Regions from separate parts of the Homo sapiens genome. Here region 2 is linked to region 1. The links are chromatin contacts, found by Hi-C or POLR2A ChIA-PET in ENCODE. All regions are on one chromosome and are shown on one strand. Each heading gives the region's core, a stretch centred on a gene start or an enhancer-like site at or near the end of the contact. The rest is flanking DNA. Distances are from core to core; before and after follow the strand shown.

Evidence for each region. A loop is a pair of places that touch in the nucleus more often than their neighbours do. ChIA-PET counts read pairs that join two places held with the same protein, here RNA polymerase II (POLR2A). Pooled maps may share reads with other maps.
Region 2: a loop to region 1 is called in a map of dorsolateral prefrontal cortex, with 2.5 times the contacts of the local background. The contact joins two enhancer-like sites. A Hi-C loop is called at or near these places in 8 of 168 maps with a recorded cell type or tissue (IMR-90, K562, PC-9 and 4 more) and 1 of 50 pooled maps. POLR2A ChIA-PET finds 5 or more read pairs at or near these places in 5 of 52 experiments (A673, K562, PC-9 and 2 more).

The regions. Positions count from the first base shown.
Region 1 is chr2:26,858,927-26,865,174 of GRCh38, forward strand. All of the region lies in intron 1 of DPYSL5 (dihydropyrimidinase like 5), which reads left to right. Among named protein-coding and RNA genes, the nearest start is that of DPYSL5, 14 kb to the left of the region's middle. Within about 2 kb of position 3,118, at least 2 of the 41 ENCODE cell types and tissues checked have a DNase peak (open chromatin) inside an H3K27ac peak, as active enhancers do.
Region 2 is chr2:26,910,295-26,916,542 of GRCh38, forward strand. The region is part of intron 2 of DPYSL5 (dihydropyrimidinase like 5); the gene reads left to right. Among named protein-coding and RNA genes, the nearest start is that of MAPRE3, 57 kb to the right of the region's middle. RefSeq lists enhancers at 2,076-2,713, 2,902-3,858 and a silencer at 2,207-2,501. Within about 2 kb of position 2,342, at least 3 of the 41 ENCODE cell types and tissues checked have a DNase peak (open chromatin) inside an H3K27ac peak, as active enhancers do.

The sequences.
Region 1 (6,248 bases), core at 1,868-4,367:
TAAACCACCCATAGACAATTTTGTTTGCCTAGCTAATGTAATTTTGGCTGATTCCATTCAAGCCTTTGTCCATATGTTTACATAAATTTTTACAGAGTTGTTACCATGGCATGGAAATTATTTCATATTCTGTTCTTTCATCAAAACTTTTCCATGTCTCTATCTAATTTACAAATTGAAGCTTTTAAATGGCAGTCTTCAGTTCCGTTGGAATGTACTAGATTCCATTTTTTTAATTCATTTTGTTTTCATATGTTATTAGATTCTATTTATGCATTTACTTATTGATGAACATTAAGGTTATGTTCAAGTTTTTAATTATTTTAGATAGTACAACCACAAAAATCCTCATTCGTATCTTTGTGAACATCACATATATCATTTTCATACCTAGCTGATAATATGTTTTTGAGAATAGAGATTGTGTTTTTTTTTTTTCCAAATGTTTTTGGCATAGGGGGTACAATTCTATCTATAGTACCTGATAGTTTTCACATTAAGAGAAATGTATAAATACCTGTTAATTCCTTTATTTCAGGACCAACTTCACAAAGTTTCCTGATCAGCAAATACTTTCTAATCAGCCTTAATTGGCAAGTTGGTCATTGAAGAATTTGTGTGAAAGTAGGAATAAAATTGTGTGAGCTACTCAGTCATTAACAGGAATAATTTGGAGGACAAAAGATTCCAAGTGAAGCTGATTTTTATCAATTAATTCTATAAAATTGTGCTGTCTCAGTGGCAGATAGCACCTGATGTTGGCCATTATGACAGAAATTAAATGGTCTTGGTGTTGCAGAGAGATGATTCGGTTATGAGACGCACCCATTGCTAAGTTTGAGTATCTGGTAACAGAGTGCAAATAGCCAGAAATGGAAATGAATGTTAGTGCTGCCTGGCAAGGGAGAGAGAGGTTTACTGTCTGATAACTGTGCACTTAACTTGCCTTGGGCTGTTGTTTGAGATGGGCTTGAACCTCCTCTCAGACCTGCACCTATTTCCTGAGTGCCTGCAACGGGCAGTGCGATTTCCAGGAAGGAGCTAGTGCATGGGAGAGAAATGGGGTTGGAATCCTGACTGTTACTTCCTAGGCACGAGAGATCTTGGGTAAAGTCATTTTATCTCCTCAAGCCTCAGTTTCCTTGTGAACTAAAGGGATGCTAATATCGTCCTCACAGGCTTCTAGAGGACTAAAGTGAAAACGTGCACTGAGTCTGGTGGGAGTGTGGTAAGTGCTAAGTGGAGCTAATGGTATTGTCCAGATGCTAAATTAGGTGCTTTGTGACATATAAATGTATATAAAAACAATCAAAGGGACATGATTGTCAAATGGACACAGGCTGGACAATATGACAATTGGAGAATGTAAACTTCTCCCTCACATAAGGAGAAGTTTAGCACAACGCCTCTCCCCTCCTGTGTCTGTCAAATGAGAAGATGCAGACTGGATGCTGTCCTGACTGCTTTGATGTCCTGTGACAGACACCCTGTGTTGCTGCTGAGCTGTCACAATTCTTCATTGGTGAAAACTGGCAGATTTGCAGTTTGACACTATCTATCAAAATTAAAACTGCACATTCCTTTTAACCCAGCAGTACCACTGCTAGCAATTTTTCCTAAAGATATACAAGCACATGTGCTTGATGAAAAATAGGAAGGGCTGTTATTGCAGCACTATTTGTACTAGGAAAAAATTAGACATGACCTATCATTGGAGAATGAATGGAATGCACTATGACACGTCCTTACAAAGGAATACCATACAGCCATTACAAAGAATAAGGCAGGTATTTCTGTTCTGATGTAGAACAATCTCTAATATATATCATTGAATGGGAGGAAAACAATGCAGAACAATATTTAATGCGTGCCACCCTTTCTGTAATACATTATGTAATGTGAAATATATACTTAAATATGCATAGACCATCCATGGAAGGAAACACAACAAAACCTATGATGTTGCTTGTCTCTGGAGGGGTCAGGGAGGAGCTGGGAAAACTCACAATTTACATGGCTTTAAATGTTTATCATGTCTATGTTTTACCTGTCTAAACAGTAATAATAATTTGTCACCCGTGGCTGGCTCTGGCTCACCCTGTCAGAGACTCAACAAGACTTGAGGAGGGTGAAGTTCTTGGGCCCATGTGGATGGCTTATGTTCCCAAACGGACCCCCAGATGCAGGCCTCCGAAATAAGACACAAGCATACAGAGTTGGGCTTTCAGGCTTACTGAACAGACAGACTGTGTTTTTTTGACTGCCCATTCAAACAAGAAAGGCTCTGAGATCAGGAAGTAGGTATGACCCATTATTGCTGACTATCAAATAGCTTTTCCAATATTTCCCCTTTGAGTCTTTTTTATTCAGAGGAAAACTTGGTTGGAACTGTAGGACACAGAAGATGAGAAGCACTAACTGGGCATTGTGAACCTTCCCACAGGTTCACAATGTGTGTGATGTGTGTGTCTGCTCATCCCTTCATCCCTTCCTTCAGGCAGCAAGTGCTTGATGAATACCTGCACTGGGCCAGGTGTCATCATAGGATATTGGGTCTAAAAGAACTTTAGAGAACGTTTAGTCATTTCACAGAGGAGGAACCCACAGGGCACTTTAGCTTTCAGTGAGTGGTATCGGTGCAGAGAGAATGGTGATTTTTGCCTTCTTTGGTCTCGGATGATGGGTTAGGAAGCCTCTGGATGCTCCTATAGAATTGGCTTCCTCATGTAGAGCATTCATTTCATTTTGCCTTGTGTTTCAATTACTTGTGGACATGTTTTCTCTCTAAGGACGTGAAGACAGATTCATGCCATCCCCCGGCCATGATCTCTAACTCCTGGTGTTCACACTCTTATGTAATCCTCTATCTTTGAATGTGGCAGGACCTGTGACCTGCTTCTAACTAATAGGATACAACAGGGGTGATGGGAATGTCCTTTCCCTTATTATGTTATATAATACCTTATCTTGCTAGCAAACTCCTTTTGGAGACTCTTTTTGCTTGATGAAGTAAGTGGCTATTTTGGGAAAGCCCACTTGGCAAGAAATTGGTGGCTTCTAGGAGCTGAGGGTGTCCTCTAGCTGAGAGCCTGCAACCATGTGGAAATGAATTCTGCCAACAATGTGACTGAGTGTGGAAATAAGTTCTCCCCCAGGCAGGTCTCCAGATGAAAACATAGCTCATCCAGCATCTTGATTGCAGCCTTGTGAGGCTCTAAGCAGAGGACCCAGGGCTCCTGACCCACAGAGTGTGAGGAAATAAGCTTGTGTTGTTTTAAGCCACTAAATTTGTGATCATTTGTTACACAGCATAGAAAACTAATACAGGGCTCTCTTGTGGCACTTGGCGCAAGGCCCCTCAGCAAGTTGGTTATCAATGAATATGTTGAGCTGAATTTATTTCTCTTTCTTTTCGTGAATGTATCTCACAATAATTGCCTGAAGTGCTCTCACTTGGGTGGTCATATAATTTATATTTCAAAGCAGAGCACTTTGGAGAGTGATTATTATTTGCTATTAATGATCTACTTGGGTCTATAGGGATAAACTGGGTCTATGCCAGGCATACTGGGAGGTATGGTCCCCCAAGCTATGATAATCTCATCATTTATTGTCCACGTTTTCCTGGCTCATTTTGCCCCAGGAAGCCATTGCATGTTTGTTGATTATTTTTCTTCTGGGTCTGCACTCTTCCTTCCCCCTCCCCATCCCTACCTGCTCCCTGGCTTCTGCCTGGATGTTGGCAGAGAGCCGCTGTGTGCCTGACTGTGACAAGGCTGGTGGAAGTCACCGGGATGCCAGGCACATCCAGCCTCTGTGTGGAGGTCCAGCAGAGTGGGGCAGCTGTATTGACTAAGTTGGTGGGAAGGGAGGCTGGGACGGAGCTGTGCAGAGGAATTTACTAGAAGCAGTTGCAGGAGTGATCAGCACCCCATTACATGGCCATTTTCAATGTGTACAGCCTATTCCAGAAGCTGTTTCTGCCTGCCCCTGGTGTTTTTGTTGGGTTTTGTTCAGGTGGAGGGGAGGGGACTTGTTGAGGTGCCCTCCCCTTGGAATCCCCTTTTTGGAATAGACCCTGTAGCATCTGACACATGCACTCTGAGGGCCTCTCTCCAACACAGCGGGAGGAGAGGCTCCCTTTCCCCCACCACCCACCTCCATAATTATCTTCCTCAGAATCCATATGGGGAGCCCAGTCCCTTCCCACATGTCACCAGAATGTCCCTTCACTTTTTCACTGAGCCAACCACTTGCATTGCCCCTGGCCCACCCCTTCCTCCAATGTTCAGCTGTGTGGAGCCATACTAGCCCTGGCACTCTTGGCCACAGCTCTGACATGGGCCCCAGGCCATTGGCATCCTCCCCCTTTAAGCTGGCTCAGTTTCAGCTGCTGACCAGGAGTGTGGGACAGTCTTGACCTGCCCCCCAGGCATGTACCTATTTTCTTGACTTGTGGACCAGGCTGGAGTTTCCATTCCTTTCCTATCACTGCTTCTCAAATCTTGCCCAGAATGGTAAAGGAAAAGGAGCTCATACCCCTGGGAGCTTGTGGGCTGGGCCTGCAGCACCCTGGTACAAGTTGGAAATATCTTTGAAGCCTGCTTGAACAGCTTTATTGAGTATTGAGATACAACTTTCATACCATAGAGTTCACCCATACTAAGTGTGCAATGCAATGGTTTCTAGTGTGTTCACAGAGTTGTGTAGTCATCACCATAGTCTAAATTTACCACATTTTTGCCACCCCAAAAGAAACTCCATACGCATTAGCAGTCACTCTCTGTTTCTTCCACTACCATCTCTTCCCCAACCCTCCAGCCCCTGGCAACCACTAATCTACGTATTGTCTCTAGGGATTGGCTGATTCTAAACATTTCATATACATAGAATCGTACAATATGTGGCCTTTTGTGACTGTTGAAGCCACATTTTTTAATCTTAAGAAAATTAATGCACTGTCTGCACTCTAGTTCACAGTATTTCCTTTTCGTTTTAATAGATACAAGGAATTTCAGAAATTACATATAGTTAGACCGGGTGCAGTGGCTCACACTTGTAATCATAGCACTTTGAGAGGCCAAGGTGGGTGGATCATTAGAGCCCAGGAGTTTGAGACCAGCCTGGACAACATGACAAAACCCTATCTCTTTCAAAAAAATACAAAAATTAGCCAAGTGTAGTGGTGCGCGCCTGTAGTCCCAGCTACTTGGGAAGCTAAGGTGGAAGGATCACTTGAGGCCTGGAGGCGGAGGTTTCAGTGGGCCCAGATCGCTCCACTGCACTCCAGCCTGGGCAATGAATCCAGACCCTGTCTCATAAAAGAAAAGAAATTACACACAGTTTAAATGTTTAGCCCCACAAGAGTGCTCCAGGAAGAAAGAAGTGCCTTACTCATGCCACACCCCTGGGGCCCCAGTCTGAAAGGGGCTATGCCTCAACAATGCTGACAGCATCCAGATGGCTTTCCATCCAGAGCAGGTGCAGATCCCAAAGTAGGATTATTTGAGTAGATGATGGGAAAGGTGGGGAAGATGATTAACATTCTCTAAGCATCTGCCACTAGCCAGGCACCATCTAAGTACCACGGAAAGGAAAAGGTGGATGGAGGTGCTGGTCTTGAAGAAGTCTCAGTCACTTTCTGGGTGTAGATTGTGCAACTGTCAGTAAAGTGACAGAGAATGACTAACGTGAACCATCCTGGCCATTAGGATGCAGCAGAGATCTTCACTGATGAGTGTTGGACTGGATTTGGGAAGAAGACGCTAGGCAGAGGGATGAGTGTGAAGCTGCAGGAAGGGCCAGGCACTTGGAGAGGGACCTACTTGGCTGGCCTGTGAGAGCAGGGAGGCTTGGGCAGCAGGGGAGAGGGGGACAGACGCCCAAGGTGGCCGGGGTCAACTAAGCACATCCGTACTCCCCTGTTTCCACCTCTTCCTGACTCTTCGCCTTTGGGGTCTATGTGCTGAGGGGAGTCCAAGGCTGCTGGTCTAAAGAAGGGGGCCCAAGAGGGTCAGAAATGAGGAGACCTTGTCTTCATCTACATCCGTTCACAGACCCCCTCGTTGCCCTGAGCCTCCAGACCACCCTCAGCAATTTTTCTTTCCTAATTAAAATCAGTGACAATACAATGATGAGTTTTGAAAATACATTTAGTGTTTCTGTATATTTAAATAAGAAAACTGTGTGCATAAATGCAATGTGTTTTTTTCCTCCTTCTGATTTTGTATTAAAATAACATCTCTTGT
Region 2 (6,248 bases), core at 1,092-3,591, 51 kb after region 1:
TAAGAAATTGCCACCTGGTTTCCAAAGTGGTTGTAACAATTTTTTTTTCCCCATCAGTAGTGACTCCATATCATTCCCACCACTTGTTGTGGTCAGTCTTTTTAATTTTAGCCGTTCTAATAGGTGTGTAGTGGTATCTCAGTGTGGTTACAATGTGCATTTCCTTAGTGACTAGTGTTGAATGTCTTTACATGTGCCTATATGCCTTCTATATGTTTTCAGTGAAGTGTCTGCTCACACCTTTTACCCATGTTTTAGTAAGTTGTTGGCTTTTAAAAATCTGAATATAAGAGTTGTTTTCTTTTTTTCTTTCTTCTTCTTCTTTTTTTTTTTTTTTTTTTAGTAGAGACAGGGTTTCACCAGTTGGCCAGGCTGGTCCTGAATGATTGACCTCAGTTGATCTGCCCGCCCCAGCCTCCCAAAGTGCTGGGATTACAGGTGTGAGCCACCACACCCAGCCCAAAAGTTGTTTATATAGTCTAATTACAAGCCATTTATTAGATATATGTTTTGCAAATTTTTCTCCCAGTCTGTTACTTACTTTTTCATTTTCTTAAGTGTTTTTTGAAGAGCAGTAGTTTTTAATTTTGAAGTCCAATTTATCGATTTTTTTATTTCTACTTCATGCTTTTTGTGCTATAATCAAGAAATTTTTTCAGAATCCAAGGTCTCTAAGATTTTCCCCTATGTTTTCTTTTAGAAGTTTGTAATTTTAGCTTTTACAGTTCAGTCTATGATCTGTTTTAAGTTAATTTTTATACATGGTATGTGGTATCTATGTTCAGTTTTTTTTTTTTTTTTTTTGCAAATGGCTATCCAATTGTTCCAGAGCCATTTGTTGAAAAGATTATCCCTTGTCAAAAATCAATTGACCATACATGTGCCAGCCTATTTGTGGACTCTTCTCTTCTTTTGATCTGTTTGTCTATTTTTACACCAATACCACAGTCTCTTAATTATTGTAACTTTACAGTAAGTCTTGAAAGCGGGCAGTGTATGTCTTCCAACTCTGTTCTTTTTCAAAGTTGTATGACTATTTTATGTCCTTGGAAGCAAATAGTTTAGTGCAGGCTGCAAATCAAAAACATAGAGAAACGAATGCATTAACCAAGCACTTGATCAACATTCTCAGTCCTTAACATGGTCCCTTTCTGTTGGCTAAAAGTCAGGAATTTTCTTTAAAATTTTCTCAAGTTATTTGGAGGGAAAAATCTATGACATGATTATAAATATTGATGTAAATATATTGTCTTCGTATCATCCATGTCTAATTTAAAGTAAATTACAATGACATCAAGGGGAAGAGCGCATGCTTCCTCTTGCCTTAGATTTAGAGTTGGTGGAGAAGAGGGGTAGGCTGGGGGCTCCTGAAAGGACTAGATTGGGATTAAACTTTTCCTGGACTGAATCTAACCACTGAACCATCGCCCCTCTCCCTTTCCCTCAGTCAGGTTTCCATTCTTTACAGAATCCTTTGTTACCGTCAGGCCTGGGCTGGAGCTTCTCTTTTCTGGTTTAGTGCCTTGATTCTCACACTGCCAGGCAAAACACACTCCAGGACTTAGGTTTAGGAGGGCACTTTGGCTCTCAATCTCAAAGCCCTAGACTTAGTGGCCATCAAAGAATATATTTTTCCCACCAGGTGGAAAATACAGTGCTCAAAATGGGGTGTGTTCAGCCCCTGAGGGGATCTGGGACCACAGACCCCGAGCTGGTGCGTGGCAGCACATGGTTCTCACAGGACCTGAGGTTAGGCGTCCATCCCCCAACCCCTCTGCAATCGGGATGCCCCTGAGCTGTCAGGTCCAGACCTCAGGCCCACCCATCAGAGCACTTCCACACCCATTCATCACTTATTTTGATCTTTGAAGGCCCCTCGGGCAGATCTTATCATCCTTCCTTTGCAGGCAGAAAGCAGCGTCCCAGAGAGGTGAAATAACTTGCCAAGCTAATAAGGGCAGGGCAGGCCTGTCTGCCGCCCATTGACTCACAGCCCCCGTTCCTGGAAACCACATTTCCAGGGCGGCCTCTCGTCAGCTTTATGGCACTGTCACACCTTAGCTTTGGGACTAAAATGAGGGTCTTGCCACGTTGAGGCAGCTGAAGGATGGAGAAAGCGGAGTTACATGTGTCTTATTGCTCTCTGGCATCCGTGGGTAGCCTGGATGTTTAATAAACATCATCATGGCCTGCTGGCCTGTAAACGTCCCTTTTTGGGGTTAGAAGGGGTTTTGCTAAGGATGTGGGTGACAAAGGGCCTCTCAGTGTGCCTCTGTTTCAGAGCGGCTCTCCGGAAGCTGGCAGCCACATTCCCTATGCCACACAGCTCCTCTGAGGAGCCTCTCCAGTCTCCATGGAAACCGCATGTCGGGAGCCAGCCGGCTCCGTACTGTGGCTTTGTATTAAACACAATGAATTTAAATTGGATGCTCGGCAGTGAAGATAATCATTCTGGATTAGAGAGAAGCCTGGAGCTCCTCATTTCATCATTTTACATGTTGGCACAATTCTCAGTTTTCGCCCTGTAATTCAAGCCCAAGCCGCACTTACCCCTCTGTTTCTAAGCTGCAGTTAGGTCCGATTTCACTTGGGTTTTTCTCCATTCTTTGAGGAATCTTGGAGCTGGGGAGCCCCTCCGTCAGGCCAGGGCTACTCCAGCATTGTGTAAAGGAAATCAGGGGGCTCTAGAGTCTGGCTATGTGATTTTCTCAGGCCCCAGTTTTCTTATCTGTAAAATGAGAGGAGTAACCCCTCCCCTAGAGTTATTTTAAAAAGTATTTATTGTGTAAACATGCAACATAAAATTTACCGTTTTGACTGTTTTTAAGCGTATGGTTCTGTGGCATGAAGTACATTCGCATTGTTGTGCAACCATCACCACTGCCCACCTCCAAAACGTTTTCATCTTCCCCACTGGCTCTCTATTGATGAGGGTGAATGAATAAGAAGTTCCCATTAAACAGTGATTCCCCATTCCTCCCTCCCCTAGTCCCTGGCAATCACCATCTTATTTTCTGTCTCTGAATTTGACTACTCCAGGTCCCTCATATCAATGGAATCATTCTGTATTTGTTGTTTTGTGACTGGATTGTTTCACTTAGCATAAGGTCCTCAAGATTCATTCATGTTGCAGCGGGTGTCAGAATGTCCTTCCTTTTTAAGGCTGAATAATACTCCATTGTATGTAGATAACCACATTTTGCTTCTCCATTCATCTGTCTATGGATACCTAGGTTGCTACCACCTTTTAGCTGCTGTGAATGCTATGAACATGGGTGTACAAATACCTATTTGAGTTCCTGCTTTCCATTACAGAGTCATTTTGAGAATCAAGTAAGATAATAAATATTAACAACATTGCACATAGTAGGCTGTCAGTAAATGTTAATTTCTTTCCTGAAAGTGTGTTAAACCCAGGAGCTAATGCCACAGTGGCCTGATGACTTCAGTGAGAGTGATGTCACTTTTGCTAGCAGGCTGCTTCTGTATCCCTGGGACTCGCTGATCTGCCATGTCTGGGAATTCACCCAATTCATTCCAGGGCTTAAAGGAAATGTCTTCAGCATGGAAATGTGCTTCGTGTCTCACCATAAAAACCATGCATGCTTTTACATTTCTCTCACCAGTGGGTGTTCATGTATTTCTAGTTCCAAAATGTAAAAAAAAAAAAAAAAAAGTGTTAGAGCTGATATATATACTAACTTATCAGTGTTCTATTTTAAGTACACCCTCTGGGAGACCCTGAAGCCAGGGAGGGATCGCCCAGGCTGGGAGGTTCTGTGCCGAGTTACTATTTCAGCAGCAGCATCAGACCGGTTTCCAGTATTACAGAAGAATCTGGGATACGGAGTAAAAATACCTGGATCGCAGCCTTGGCTGGTCTCTCAAAAACTGAGAAGATGACCATGTCTGTTTCACATGGCTGTGAAGATTAGATGGGAGAGTACCTCGCTGCGCTGATGCAGGAGGCAGAAAGGGACCAGGTCTTTGGGCTGGTCTGTACCCTTCCGGTAGATTCTCTCTGTGTCTAGTTTCATCCAAGAGCCTTCTATAAGGGAGCGCCCCCTTGCTGCTTTGAAGCCCTCCAGGGGTGAGAATTGCAGACCTCGGAACCATCTTTCCCTGGGGGGTCCTCTAGTCTTTCCAGGCATTGCTGGGGCAGCCCTGGAGCCAGTGCCCCTTTGTACTTAGGAATTTGTGACAGAAGGGAAGGAGGGGCAGGGGCTTTTGCACAGCCTCCTGACCCATGCATGACCTGGCTGCTCCCTACAGCTTACCAATCAGGCCTGTTCTTTATTGATGAGGCTGAAGGGAGGAGGGGAAGCAGGGATTTCACACAGAATCACAGACCTTTCTCTCACTTCTCAGCAGTGGCTGCTGGCAGTGTGGGGTGCACCTGGGATCTGTCCACCTGTTAAGCAGGAGCCAGGGCAGGCTGAAATCAGGGCTTCCTGAACAGATGTGTTCTTTGTCCCTGGGACAAGAAAGGTCCCTGGGCTACTCACCTACGGGGAGCAGGAACTCAGGACTCCCAGGGAGGGCCTGCATCTTAACCTCTAAGGGGAGCTCACCTCTTCTTGAAGCCAGTGAGCCCAGGAAGTTTCTGTGCCTTGGTAAGAGGCTTTGCTTGGCTTCCATAACCCCATACCCCCGGGCTTCCTCCTACTTCTTTGCAATTCCTTCCCAGTCTCCTTCCTGGTCTTGTCTTAATCTTGATGCTCTCCTATGCTGTGGCCTCTCAGGGTCCTATTCCAGAGTGTCTCTTCCTCTTACCCACCCTCTCCTCCTGTGTAATCTGTTACTGATGACTCCCATTTACAGCTGCAGCCCAGCCACCTCTGTGCACCTCCCTACTGGACATTGTGCCTTGGATGCCCCAAAGCCTAACCTAACACGCTCCGTGTCCTCCATACAACCCCACTCCTCTTCCAGGGATACCTCCTGCAGGGAATGGTACCCCATCCACCCAAGCCAGGCCTACTTACTAAAGACCAGGGGACTCCTCAGGGACACAGCCAGAAACCAAATCCAGGTCTGTCAGGCTCCAGAGTTCAGGCTTCTCCCACCATTGCCCTGCCTCCATGGACCATCGGAGAATTGAACTGCATTTCTAACAAACCGAGTAATGCAAATGTCGCTCTGAGCTCCAAACCAAACTCAGCATGCCCTGGGACCCCTTCCCATTCTGTGGCTGTGCTGGACTTCTGCCTGGACCCCTTTGTCGGCCATCCCTGACCCCTGGGCTCCCAGCCCCTCAGCTCTTCCAGAGTGCTTTCTGTGCCCCAGCTCCTGGTTCAGAGTGGGCCCATTACAACAGCATGGTAACTTCAGCCAAGCCCTGTTACTGCCTCTCTGGTTGACTCTGCGGTGCATTTTCCAAATGGTTTTCCTAAGCCTCACCTTGGCTCAGACCAACACTCCTGATTTCCCCCAAAACCTTCCATCTGGGATTTTGGTTTTATTTCCTGTTCTGCTAAGAAGTCTGGGACAAAGGACCTGTGCTTCCTCAGCTCTCCTCTCAGTCTCCTCTGATCACCTCCATCTTTAGCCACCCCTCTCCTGAATGAATGGGAAGAAGGTCCCTCCAGCCTAATAGATGAGAATATGAGCCCTCAGTTTCCTCATCTGAACAATGAGGATAATAATGGCCCCTATTTGGGGGAGAATTAAACTGGGCACAGGAAGTGTTTGATGATGTTAATTATTAGCAATTTTCATCAACACTTGAATGTCTCTTAATCAGCTCTATCTCCATGTGTCTAAAAATTCCCTTCCCCCTAAATTTGATTTTCTCTCTCCTGATGCCATTTTTTCAGTCACCCAAGCATAAAACCTCCCCCGTTATTTATTTTCACCTCCTCGTCTGTCATCAAAGCTTGCTGCTTCTTCCAAGAAACATGAATCACATATGTCTCTTCCAACCCAGGCTCCAGTCAGGTCCATCATCCCAACACTGCCCTTGAGCTTGTACACTACAGCCAGAGTAATGTTGCAAAGTCCAGTGTTCATGTTCTTCCTCTGCCCAGAGCCTGCTTGTGGCTGCACGTGGCTTACAGCAGAGATCAAGTGCATCCCAGCTCCCCCGACAGCCTCCCATCCTGGGCCAGACATGTCCAGGGATGGCAGTGTGGCCTGACTCCTCTCTGCAAATGTGCTCCTAAACTTCACACTCCCTAAACTCCCTCACTACCACCACCTCCACCCACACAAGTTGACAAACTTTGCCGATGTGATGGAATCAGATTAAT